Linked DNA regions of Homo sapiens: region 1 is linked to region 2. A link is an interaction called in ENCODE POLR2A ChIA-PET data of the cell type or tissue named here. Cell type or tissue: OCI-LY7. All regions are shown on one strand. Each heading gives the region's core, and the rest is flanking DNA. Links, peaks and the distances in the headings are about the cores only.

Evidence for each region. Peaks named below come from ENCODE experiments on the same cell type or tissue, not always from the same donor. Only the 100,000 strongest peaks of a DNase experiment are listed, where the experiment ranks them.
Region 1: POLR2A ChIA-PET joins it to region 2 with 6 read pairs; 6 of 35 experiments call an interaction of 5 or more read pairs at or near these places.

The regions. Positions count from the first base shown.
Region 1 is chr5:96,966,591-96,971,977 of GRCh38, reverse strand. All of the region lies in intron 1 of LNPEP (leucyl and cystinyl aminopeptidase), which reads right to left. Among named protein-coding and RNA genes, the nearest start is that of LNPEP, 33 kb to the right of the region's middle. In OCI-LY7, for the core only: no CTCF peak of the experiment used is centred there; no DNase peak of the experiment used is centred there; H3K4me3 peaks cover 2,833 bases; H3K27ac peaks cover 2,466 bases.
Region 2 is chr5:96,894,552-96,899,938 of GRCh38, reverse strand. ERAP2 (endoplasmic reticulum aminopeptidase 2) reads right to left here. Exons shown (of 19, transcript NM_022350.5): 7 at 4,580-4,693; 8 at 3,435-3,566; 9 at 3,076-3,207. It also overlaps a transcript of ERAP1 not described here. Among named protein-coding and RNA genes, the nearest start is that of ERAP2, 21 kb to the right of the region's middle. RefSeq lists an enhancer at 2,754-2,813. In OCI-LY7, for the core only: CTCF peaks have their summits at 2,778 and 2,978; DNase peaks (open chromatin) are centred at 2,918 and 3,388; H3K4me3 peaks cover 1,515 bases; H3K27ac peaks cover 1,720 bases.

The DNA.
Region 1 (5,387 bases), core at 258-5,257, 72 kb before region 2:
AAAATCATTAGAAAGCAATCTTAAGGTGGTCCAGATATTGCATTGTATTTAGTGAGTCTTTAGAGTAGCCATTATAAATAAAAAAGAATCCCTGAAGAAGACGTGTTTTATTATTTTTCAATTGTATCCCCATCATTAAGCAGGAAGATGTATTTTAAAAAGGAAAAAATGAGAATATGTGAATAGATGAGACTCTCCGTGGGGAAATCAAGACTAAAAAAGAACTAAATGAGAGGGAAAAAAGAAAAATCTAGGAGAAAAAGGTTCAATAAATAAAATGAAAAAGTTACTAAATGGACTTAATGGCAGATTGGAGACAGCAAAAGAAAGAGTCCATAAACTTGACAGATCATTAGAAATTACCAATTTGAAGAACAATGAGACAAAGGATTGAAGAAAAATAAACACAGCATCAGGGATCTGGGGGACAGTATCAGACAGTCTAACATGTATCTAACAGGAGCCACAGAAGGAGTGTGAGAATGCAGCAGAAGAAAATATCTGAAGAAATAATAGTTAAAATATTATTAAGTTTGATGAAAAACACCACTTACCAGATCCAAAATGTTCAGCAAACCCCCAAAAAGATAAATACACACACACACACACACACACACACACACACACACACAAATAATAATGTCTTAAGCACATCATGGTCAAAACTGCTTAAAACTAAAGATAAAAAGAAAACCTTTAAGAGAACCTGGAAACAATGCTACATACAGATGAACAACAGTACATACACTAACTTCTCATGTCAACGGTGGAGGCCTGAAGATGATAGAGCATTTTTAAAGAGTTGGAAGACAAAGAAAATTCTAAACTCAACTTTGCACATACAGTGAAAATATGCTTCAAAATCAAGAGTAAAAGACATTTTCAAATAAATGACAGCTTACAGAATTCATTTAGAACACATTTTCCTCAAGTAGATGTATACTACAAGAAATTTTAAAGGAGGTTCTTCAGGATGAAGGGAACTACTACCAGACGGAAACTCAGATCTTCAGGAAGGAGAGAATACCAGAAATAATACATGTTAAAATAAAAGGTGTACATTCTTTATTCTTCTTATAATTTCCTTAAAAGACTATCTTTAAAAACTGTATGCTTAAAACCAAAAAATAAAAGACAACAAAAGCACAGAGAATACAGAAGTTGAGTAAGAGAAATTAAGCAGAAAGGAAGAAGGGTCAGGTATAGAATGTGAAATGGTACAATACTGACTATACACAGACTTAATGATGCATATTATTAATCCTAGAAGAAACACTGAAAAAGTGATTTTAAAAAGATGCATAGTTAAGAATCCAATAGAGAAAATAAAATGAAATACTAAAATTGCCCACTTAATCCAAAAAAAATGAATAAAGGAGAAACAGATAAACAAAAACAAAAGGAACAAATGAAAACAGTGGCAACATGGTAGACTTAAACCTGACCTATGCATTAACTGTAAATGGATTAAACATTGTAACAGAGACTGTCACAATGGGGACAAAACAGCAAGAAACAACTATATACACTGTCTGTAAGAGATGCATTTTAAATTTAGACACAAATAGATTAACAAAGAAGAATATTTTATGATGATAAAAGGAGAAATTCAGCAGGATATCAATCTTAAATATGTATACCTAATAACAGTGTTTCAAAAAGAAGTTTTTTATGAAGAATAGAACAAACAAAAACATCCACAACCATATCCTTTCTCTTCATAACTGATAGAACAAGTAGACAACAAATAAGTAAGGTCACGGAAGATCGGAACAATACTATTAACTAATTTGACCTGACATTCACAGAATATAAAATCAAACAACTGCAGAAATACATATGAAACATTCACCAAGATGGAATAAAGCAAAATAAAATAAAATAAATCACAATCAACTTCAAAAGACTGAAATATGCTTTTTAGAGACTTTGTTCTCTAAACACAATGGAAACAATTAAAAAATCAATTAGTAAATTAGGTAAACAATCCCTAGATATTTGGAAAATAAAAACAAAAGACTTTAAGTAATCCATAAGTCAAAGAAGAAACCACAAGGAATATATAAAATATTTGAAATAAATAATAATAAAAACATAATATATCAAAATTCAAGAAAATTTATTGCTTTAAATGCCTATATTGGGAAAAGGTTTAAAAATAACGACATTTCCACCCTAAGAACCTAGAAAAGAATACCAAATTAAACCTAAGTAGAAAAAATAATAAAAAAAAAACAGGGCAAAAATCAACAAAATAGAAACCAGATAAACAACTGAAAAATAATGCAAAAAATGCTGCTAGAGGGCAGGAAAGTAGTGTGGACGGCTCTAACTCATATTCTCCTAGAAACTGGCCCAAAAATCCACACATACCATTGTCCTGGTGCATCTCCAAAACCAATTTTTCACTTCTCAAAAGTCTAGTTAGGTAATTTAAAGGGACAAATCAGAACTGGGTCACAGGCTAGAGACAGAGATCTTTTAACAAGCCCAGCCGTCTTACATCTGTCCCTCTTTCAAGACTATCTGGCAAACACAAAATTATTTAGCCAGTAATAATACCAGTTATGCCCAAATTTAGAAAAATACAGTATGTTCTCCCTCTCCTTTCAAGTAAAAAGCTAGGGAAATTTTCTTTGTAAATCCAAATATTTAAAATGAACTACAGAACTGCTATTTAAAGGAAACTTCTTATGAGCTCATCAAAAGTTAAAAAAAAAAAAAGCAAGCATTCTTAAGCAAAAAACTACTTAACATTCATTTTTGTATTTGGATTTCTGTATTTCTTTCTTAAAAAGGGAAACTCCTTTTAAGTGTCCACTTAAATTTTAACTGAGTTTTTCTGGATAGGAAAAAAAGCCCTCATTTTGAAGTATCTGATTTAAAATTCTTACTTCATTTGAGGTAATCACAATTCTGAGGCTCATTTTGCATAAATATAACCATTCTGCAGTTGTTCAGGTCACAGCTATGTGAAACAAATCTCCACAGCTAGGATCTTTGTTCTAAATCTAAGAGACCCAGTGGCCCTGTATATAAACAAACTAAATTGGTCCTCAGCTCTCAGCCATGCTTCCACAAATCCCTAAAGCACATACAACCACGCACAGTGCCTGCTCTGCCTCTGAACAGCATGTGAGACCATACACATGTTACAAACATCTTGGTTTCTCTCAAGCATGCATGGCAGCTATAGCCACTTCACTTTGTCCCCTTATCCCATCCTCTTCTCTGCAGCCCATAGGCTTTTTTTCTCCCTCTTTATTTATTATACCGGTCCAATGTAATCTTTTCAAATTCCTAGTTTCTTTCACCTTTAAAAAAACCAATCCAACTATTATTGGAACAAATGTCTTACTCTGACCAATTTTCCTACTCTCCCTAAAAGAGTACGCCATACATAGTAAGATGTACAAATGTTCTCTTAAGACAAAAAGGTTATAAGAACTGCAATAAAGAAATCCTTAAATGGGCCCTGAAAAAAATAACCCAGAAGACTTCCACAAATATTATTATATTCACTTTCCCCCCAGGGTAAGTCCCTGGACAATCAAAGAAAAACAACTTGATTTATAGTAAACGACACTATCTAATAATCATTCTAAAAGTAATCCTGCCAACTTGGGGGATTATCCAGTACAGGCTTGCTTCTTGGTAGCCACTGTACATAGAGTTTTGTTTATAATTAGACTGTGTAGTGTTAATTATGCTGGTTGCCCTGCCAGTATCCTACAGAGGCTACAGGAGGAGATCAAAACAATCATTCCAGAATTATGAGTCACTTCACTCTCTCCCCACTACACACCACTGGCAGCCCCTCAACCCTGGAAAAAGGAAATTATGCACACTATTTGCCTATACAGTCTTTCACATTTAGGATGAAATATTGAGTTCCAAAACCTGCTCTACATTTACTTTTCTAGAATAACGGATACATTTCAATCCTGGTAACTTTTTGCTGTTCAAGAATTAGAAGTTGAGGATAGAAGGTTTAGGAAACTCTCAAGGCCCGGTTTATGCTGTAGAAAAAAAGAATTTCTGCATAAGTAAACTGCAATTATAAATTTTGCTCCAAATATGAATAATTCCTCCAAGGAGAGGTTCATAACCTCATTCATCTTTGTATTCCTGGTGCCTAGCAGGGAAGAAACCTGCCATAAATGTTGAAATGAAAGTAGCAATAATCTAATATATTAAAATGAAGTATAAACAAAAATTACCTCCATGTCCATGCATAAACTCTTCAAGGGCTGAATCCAGGTTTACTGGAGGCTTGGAATAAGATAAAATTCATACACTGTCTATAAGGTTAACAAGGTCCTTCTAATACCTGCTGTGGGGCTGGATCTTAAATCAGGAGGACTTAGTAGTATTTCAGTGACTATGGGATCTGAGTCACTGCCTTTCAGTTCTACTAGACACTGATTCTTGAGAACTACTTTTTATATACTTACTACTTTTCCTCTTCTTTCCTCAAAGCTGGTTGATAATTCAAGTCAATTATGGTTTAGAAGACATAAAATATAGTGAAGACGCCAGGCACAGTGGTTCATACCTGTAATCTCAGCACTTTGGGAGGCTGAGGCAGGAGGATCACTTGAGGCCAAGAGTTTAAGACCACTCTGGACAACACAGTGAGACCCAGCTTCTACCAAAAAAAAAAAATAATAATAATAGCCAGGCTACAAATTGTAGCTGTCATCCAGTACGTTGAGTTTTACTGTGTAAATGCAGTATAGTACATGAACATGGCCTTTAGAGACACTTAATTCTTAGGGATGTTTTGGGAGCAGTTATAGTGTTTTTATATCAAGGCAGCCATTTGACAAATGTCTTAGAAGTCAGATGACTTAAAATGTAAAATCTGTGTGTCAAAATCTCTGTGAAACAGATAATATCTAAAGTTCCACTATACCTGAGGGTTCTCCACGGACATTGTTCCAGCTGACCCTAAAAGACGTCAAGAGGCCAGAGTTGTTGCTTACGTAAGTGATTTGGTATTTTTGGTGTTAAAGGCAAAACAAGGTTTCTGGACTTTTCATATTTTAAGAATTTACCTACTAATGTGTGCTGTGAATGACAATGAAACATCATTTTTAAGGCATGAGGGGGAAATTATGCTAATGAATCTTAAAGAGAAAGACTAGTGTGCTTTGCTGAAAAGTTAAAGACACGTTTATTGTCTTATGATTTTGAAGCTTCTAACCTAATTATTTAATATAATAGCAATGAGCTCTTTATTAATAAAGCACTTCATAGTTTGAAAAGTGTTGTGACCCACTTATCTTATTTGACTCCTACAATAATATAAGTAGACAGGGCAGTTATTATCCACATTTTACCTTTGAGAAAACTGAGGTTCCGACATATACTAAGTGGTAAAGCCA
Region 2 (5,387 bases), core at 140-5,139:
AAAGTTATTTCTTTGTGTTATATATACGCATGTGTAAAGTTTCCTTAAAAAGTTCAATAAAGTCATTAACCGTTCTAAGGAAGAATCAATTTGTTGAATTTTCTATCCAATTCTTCTCTTTCCCTTAAGAAAGGTCCTATTTTATTATTTCATGCTGCATGTTATGTATGCCCCTATTTAGCATGTAGGCAACTCTGTCTAGTACTGTTAACTCTCCCCTGACATATTACAAGTTCTTTGACAGTAGGGGAAACACCTTTGTTTACCAAGGTATTCCTACAGTGGCTATCACAACAGCATGTGATGAGTGTACAATATTTCGAACTAACTGGGAATAAAATAAGAATTAAGAAAAGTACCAACTTGGCAATTGACCCTTGAATAACCAGTACTTAAGGGCAACTGCAAATGAGAAAAAATGAAGAATGTGCTAAGGCTCTCAAATGCCTTTAAATGATCTTATGAAAAATAACAGCAACTAATTCTTCTCATTCTCAAGTTGCTATTGACATGTATTAGAATTGACTTTATGTGACACAATGGTGGGCAAGATATTTTCAGTAATTTATTATTTTAATACTACAGGGCCCTTTGGTGTCAGAAGAGAGTTGGTCAAAATCTAGGACCTTTAGGGGAAGATTGATGGGGGACTTTTCTTAAAACTAGGAACTAGCTGTGATATAATTGAATAACTATTGGACTTAGAAGACAAATTTTAAGTACTGATTTTCTCACTGACTTGGTGACTTTGGGCAAATCTGTCCCTTAGTATCAGTTTTCTCACTTATAAACACAGAGTAATGATGATTACTTTATCTTTTGAGATGATTATAAGCATGATGTGACAAAAAATAACACAGGAATTTACACTGCTGGCCTAAAATGATCTGGTAATTGCTGGCCAAATTTTCTTTTTAACTCCCACCCTCTACTGCCAGTATGCACACCAAATGATAGATTCTTCCGTGTTGGAGGGGAGCTAAACTGATGTCTACAAATATACATACATGCACACACACATGGCAAGGGAGAGGGAAATGGAGAGGGATGAGAGACAGAAGCAACACAATACTTGGTGCTGAGAAGCTTAAGCGGAAGCATGGAGAAAGTGTGTCTGGACCACTGACGGTGGGTGATGGAAATGGATAGTAAAGAGCATCTTTATATGTTTTTTGTTTGTTTGTTTGTTTTGTTTTGTTTTAAGACAGAGTCTCACTCTGTCACCAGGCTGGAGTCCAGTGGTGTGATCTCAGCTCATTGCAACTCCGCCTCCTGGATTCAAGTGATTCTCCTGCCTCAACCTCCCGAGTAGCTGGGATTACAGGTGATCCACCAGACCTGGCTAATTTTTTTTTTTTTTTTTTTTGTATTTTAGTAGAGATGGGTTTTCACCATGTTGGCCAGACTGACCTCAGGCAATTTGCCCACCTCGGTCTCCCAAAGTGATGGGATTACAAGCATGAGCCACCGCACCAGGCCTATAAGTATTTTTGTAAGTAAAAACTATGTATTTGAATATGTCTCAGGATTTTCAAGAAATGCAAGTAAAAAATAGGAGCTGTGAAATAATTTTTGATTGTTGGATTTTGTTTCTTTAACCACAAAATCACACATCAGTTGGACCATAAGTGTGCTTTATAAGGGCACAAAAATATCAAATGAGATAATCAACATGAAAGTGCTTTTTATTCTTTAACTTTGATTTTTTATTTATTATTAATTATTGTTATTATTATTATTATTGAGACAGAGTCTCACTCTGTCACCCAGGCTGGAGTGCAGTGGTGCAATCTCGGCTCACTGCAACCTCCAGCTCCTGGGTTCAAGTGATTCTCCTGCCTTAGCCTCACGAATAGCTGGGATTACAGGCAAGCACCACCATGCCAAGCTAATGTTTGTATTTCTAGTACAGACGGGGTTCCACGAATTGGCCAGGCTGGTCTCAAACTCCTGACCTGAAGTGATCTACCCACCTTGGTGTCCCAAAGTCTTGGGATTACAGGCGTGAGCCATTGTACCCGGCCATGAAAGTGTCTTTAAACTGTAAACTGCTGCAGAAATATTAAACAATATTATTACTGTCCCTGGGACACAAGTGCTTGTAAAAAAGAAAGGATCTCTTCTGTCTACAATGACTTAGGGTTCTTCTAATTACAGGTATGAGTTCTCTGGGTCTAATGGTTCTATAAAAAATTATTTTCTTTGCAGTTGGAAATTTTAAAATATTTTAATAATTATTAGAATCATCTGAATTAACTGAATTTTTCTGCTTTGCCTTTCCTATTATCTACATGAATCCCAAAGACAGACCATAAGTTCTTTAATCAATCATTAACTGCTTATTAATCACTATTATAAGATCAACATATGCTAGGTGCTATCACATTAAAAAAAGAATAGACACAATTTTTGTTCTTAAGCACATTATCATTATTGAACTAATAAAAACAATAAAAGAGGGTACTATTATGTGGAACAGATTATAAGTGCACTGCTAAGAATTTAGCAGACAGGCAAACGAATGAGGGCTGGAACAGTCTGTAAGGAGGAGGTGAAATCTCAGCTGGATCTTAAAAGTTGGGTGGCATTTGAATTGTTGGAAAGAAGAAAGGGCATTTCAGCTAGTAAAGGCACTAGAAATATAGGCACAATGATCTAGAGATTGAGCAAGATTTCTTCTTATAAGAGAGAAGATTAGTTTTGCTCAACAAATATATACACATTGGGGAATACAGTTGACAACCTTAAAATTTGCCAGAGATTAGGTGTTATATGGTAGAAATTACAACATTTTAAAGATTTTAGATCAAGGGAACATAAAAGTGTAGGATTAGTCGTAGAAGAGAAACCAAAGAAAGTCAGGTCAAATAGTGAGCCCCTGGGGCCACCCCAGCGTGACATCCTAGTGTGGTGTTAGAGGAAAAAGGGAAGTGCTGCCTTCTATAGACCATGACAACATAGCAAGCAGAATAAATATGGTTGACTGACAATATATAGCTATTTATAAACATTCACAATTATTCTGTTACTTTCTAGATTAAATAACAGTCTATCGTTACCCAACATATGACTTACATTTGACAGACTGCTCCACAAGTCATCATTCTTAGCATTTCTATAGCTGAACTTCTTTAAGTACTGAATTATTCCTTTCTGGAATTTCTCCTCACCCAGAAAATCCTTGAGCATATTCAAAATACAAGCTCCCTTTAAAAAAAAACAAAAGAGTTGAAAAAAGAGATAAAGAAAATGGTAGTATGGTATGTTTTTAAAGGAAGCTTAAATTTTACGGAACATGTGTGATGTCTGAAAAGTGAACAAATAAAAAGTGAAACAAGTAGCAGGAACTGGCACCAGTGACTTAAACTGCTGATTCTATAGTCATTATTACACTTCTGAAAGCAGAGCTTCCACCTGCACCTGATATTTACTACCTTGTTATAGGAAACTTCATCAAACATTTCCTGTATTTGAGTCGGGGTTTCCGCTGGTTTGGAGATAGGGCGGGATGAATTCAATGAATCTTTTGTAATTACTTCAAAACACACATTCAAAAAATAGTCATCCTAAACAGGGAGAAAAATGTTTAGTTTTAGTTTCTATTTGACACTGTAAAAGCAATAGAAAACATAGTAGGTTTAGTAAGATGTTCTTAGAGGTAAGATTTCAATCGATATTTCTTGGGAGATGTTTCTTTTCTTGTATGTATTCCCCTTTGGCCAAAGGGGAATACATCTTTTTAAAGTTTCTCTACTTTAAAAAGATACAAATCCAATATTCCTTCAGACATTGCCTGAATGTTTATCATGTACCAGCCCTTGAATACAGAAATAAAATAATGGTTTCCATTTAGTGAATACTTGTTACGTGCCTAGACCTATCATCTGCAATCCTGTCAACACCTCTGCAAGGGAGATATGGTATATGCATTTTACAAATAAGAATATATAAAGCTTTGGCATTAAGCCACAAATTCAGTACATACACAGTAACAAGAAGAGCCTAACTTTGAATCCATGTCTGTCTATAGTGTACTGGACTAAATATATATCCCAAAGACCTAATTAACCATTACTAACCACCTTGATATGCAAATTTGTGTAGTGTTCAGACCACTATATTCGTTTTTAAAAAAGACGTACCTGAAGAAATCCCTTCACACATTTTGGGGAAGCCAGCAGACCCTTTGGAAATTCTAGAAAAGTACACCCCCAATGATGTTGATTTCAGGTTACATGCCGAGAACTCTCTATAGTACCTAGTAGCCATGAGCATTCCTGTGCAGATGTATACAAACAGTGATGTTCTTTCCTCTCAACCCACATACACAGTTCTACATTTGTATTAGTTTGCCTTCTCTCTTTACAGACTTTGGGGTGACAGATTTATGTTGATTGTTTTCTAAAACCTTCAATGTTTCATCCAGTTCTGTGATCTGTTTCGTGTATCAAACAAAATGCCATATGTTCAAAAACCACAACATTATGTAGTTTTTCTGTTTAACATTCACTTGAAATTTTAATAGTGAATTGATGATTCTTTACACCATATAGTATGATACACAGAATTGTGAACTTACAAATTGCAGCTCTGGATATGTAGCATTAACAGCGATAAGTTCCATGTATTTTGCAAAACCCTCCTTAAGCCAAATATCATTCCACCATTCCATTGTGACCAGGTTGCCAAACCACTAGGAGGTAAAAACTCAATATTATTAGAAGTTAAACAAATAAAAATTATTAACTTTAGCAAAAAATACAATAGTTACTAACTTTTTTTTTATTAGTTAGGATCTCTCTTCTCTCTTTGCTACCCTTTTCTCTCTGTACAATTTTCTTCTACTGATTTCCTTGCCTTCTTATTCTCACCACCACATTTTTGCTTGGTTTTCTTTTTTCTTTTTTTTGTGTGTTCTCAATGCCCTTAACTCTTCGACTTTCATTCTATCTGCCCAACATTTCCTAGTTATTAGATTTAATATTAAGAAAGAAAATGGAACACTTTATGGAGGTAGTTTTTTTCTTTCCTGCCCAATAAGAACAATCTCACCTTGTCCTTGATATATGATGATGTTCAAGGGAGAAATATAAATCCAAGTGTCCTGGGTGAAGTTATCTTTTTATATTAAGTAGCAGGTACTTAGGAGAATCATAAGAATTCATTTAGGGCTCTCAGGTTGTTATATAATATTACTGAAGAGCAAATTCAGTTGTTAACCTCTGCCCCTGACTTACTTCAGTGGGCCACTAGAAACAATAAAGGTCTAAGATTTAAAAAATATATAAATCAAATAAAAAGGATGCATAAATATAATTGACATATTTACCCTTTACCTATATTTGATCTGTATTATGCATTTTAAATATTACTATTCTTTTATGTGC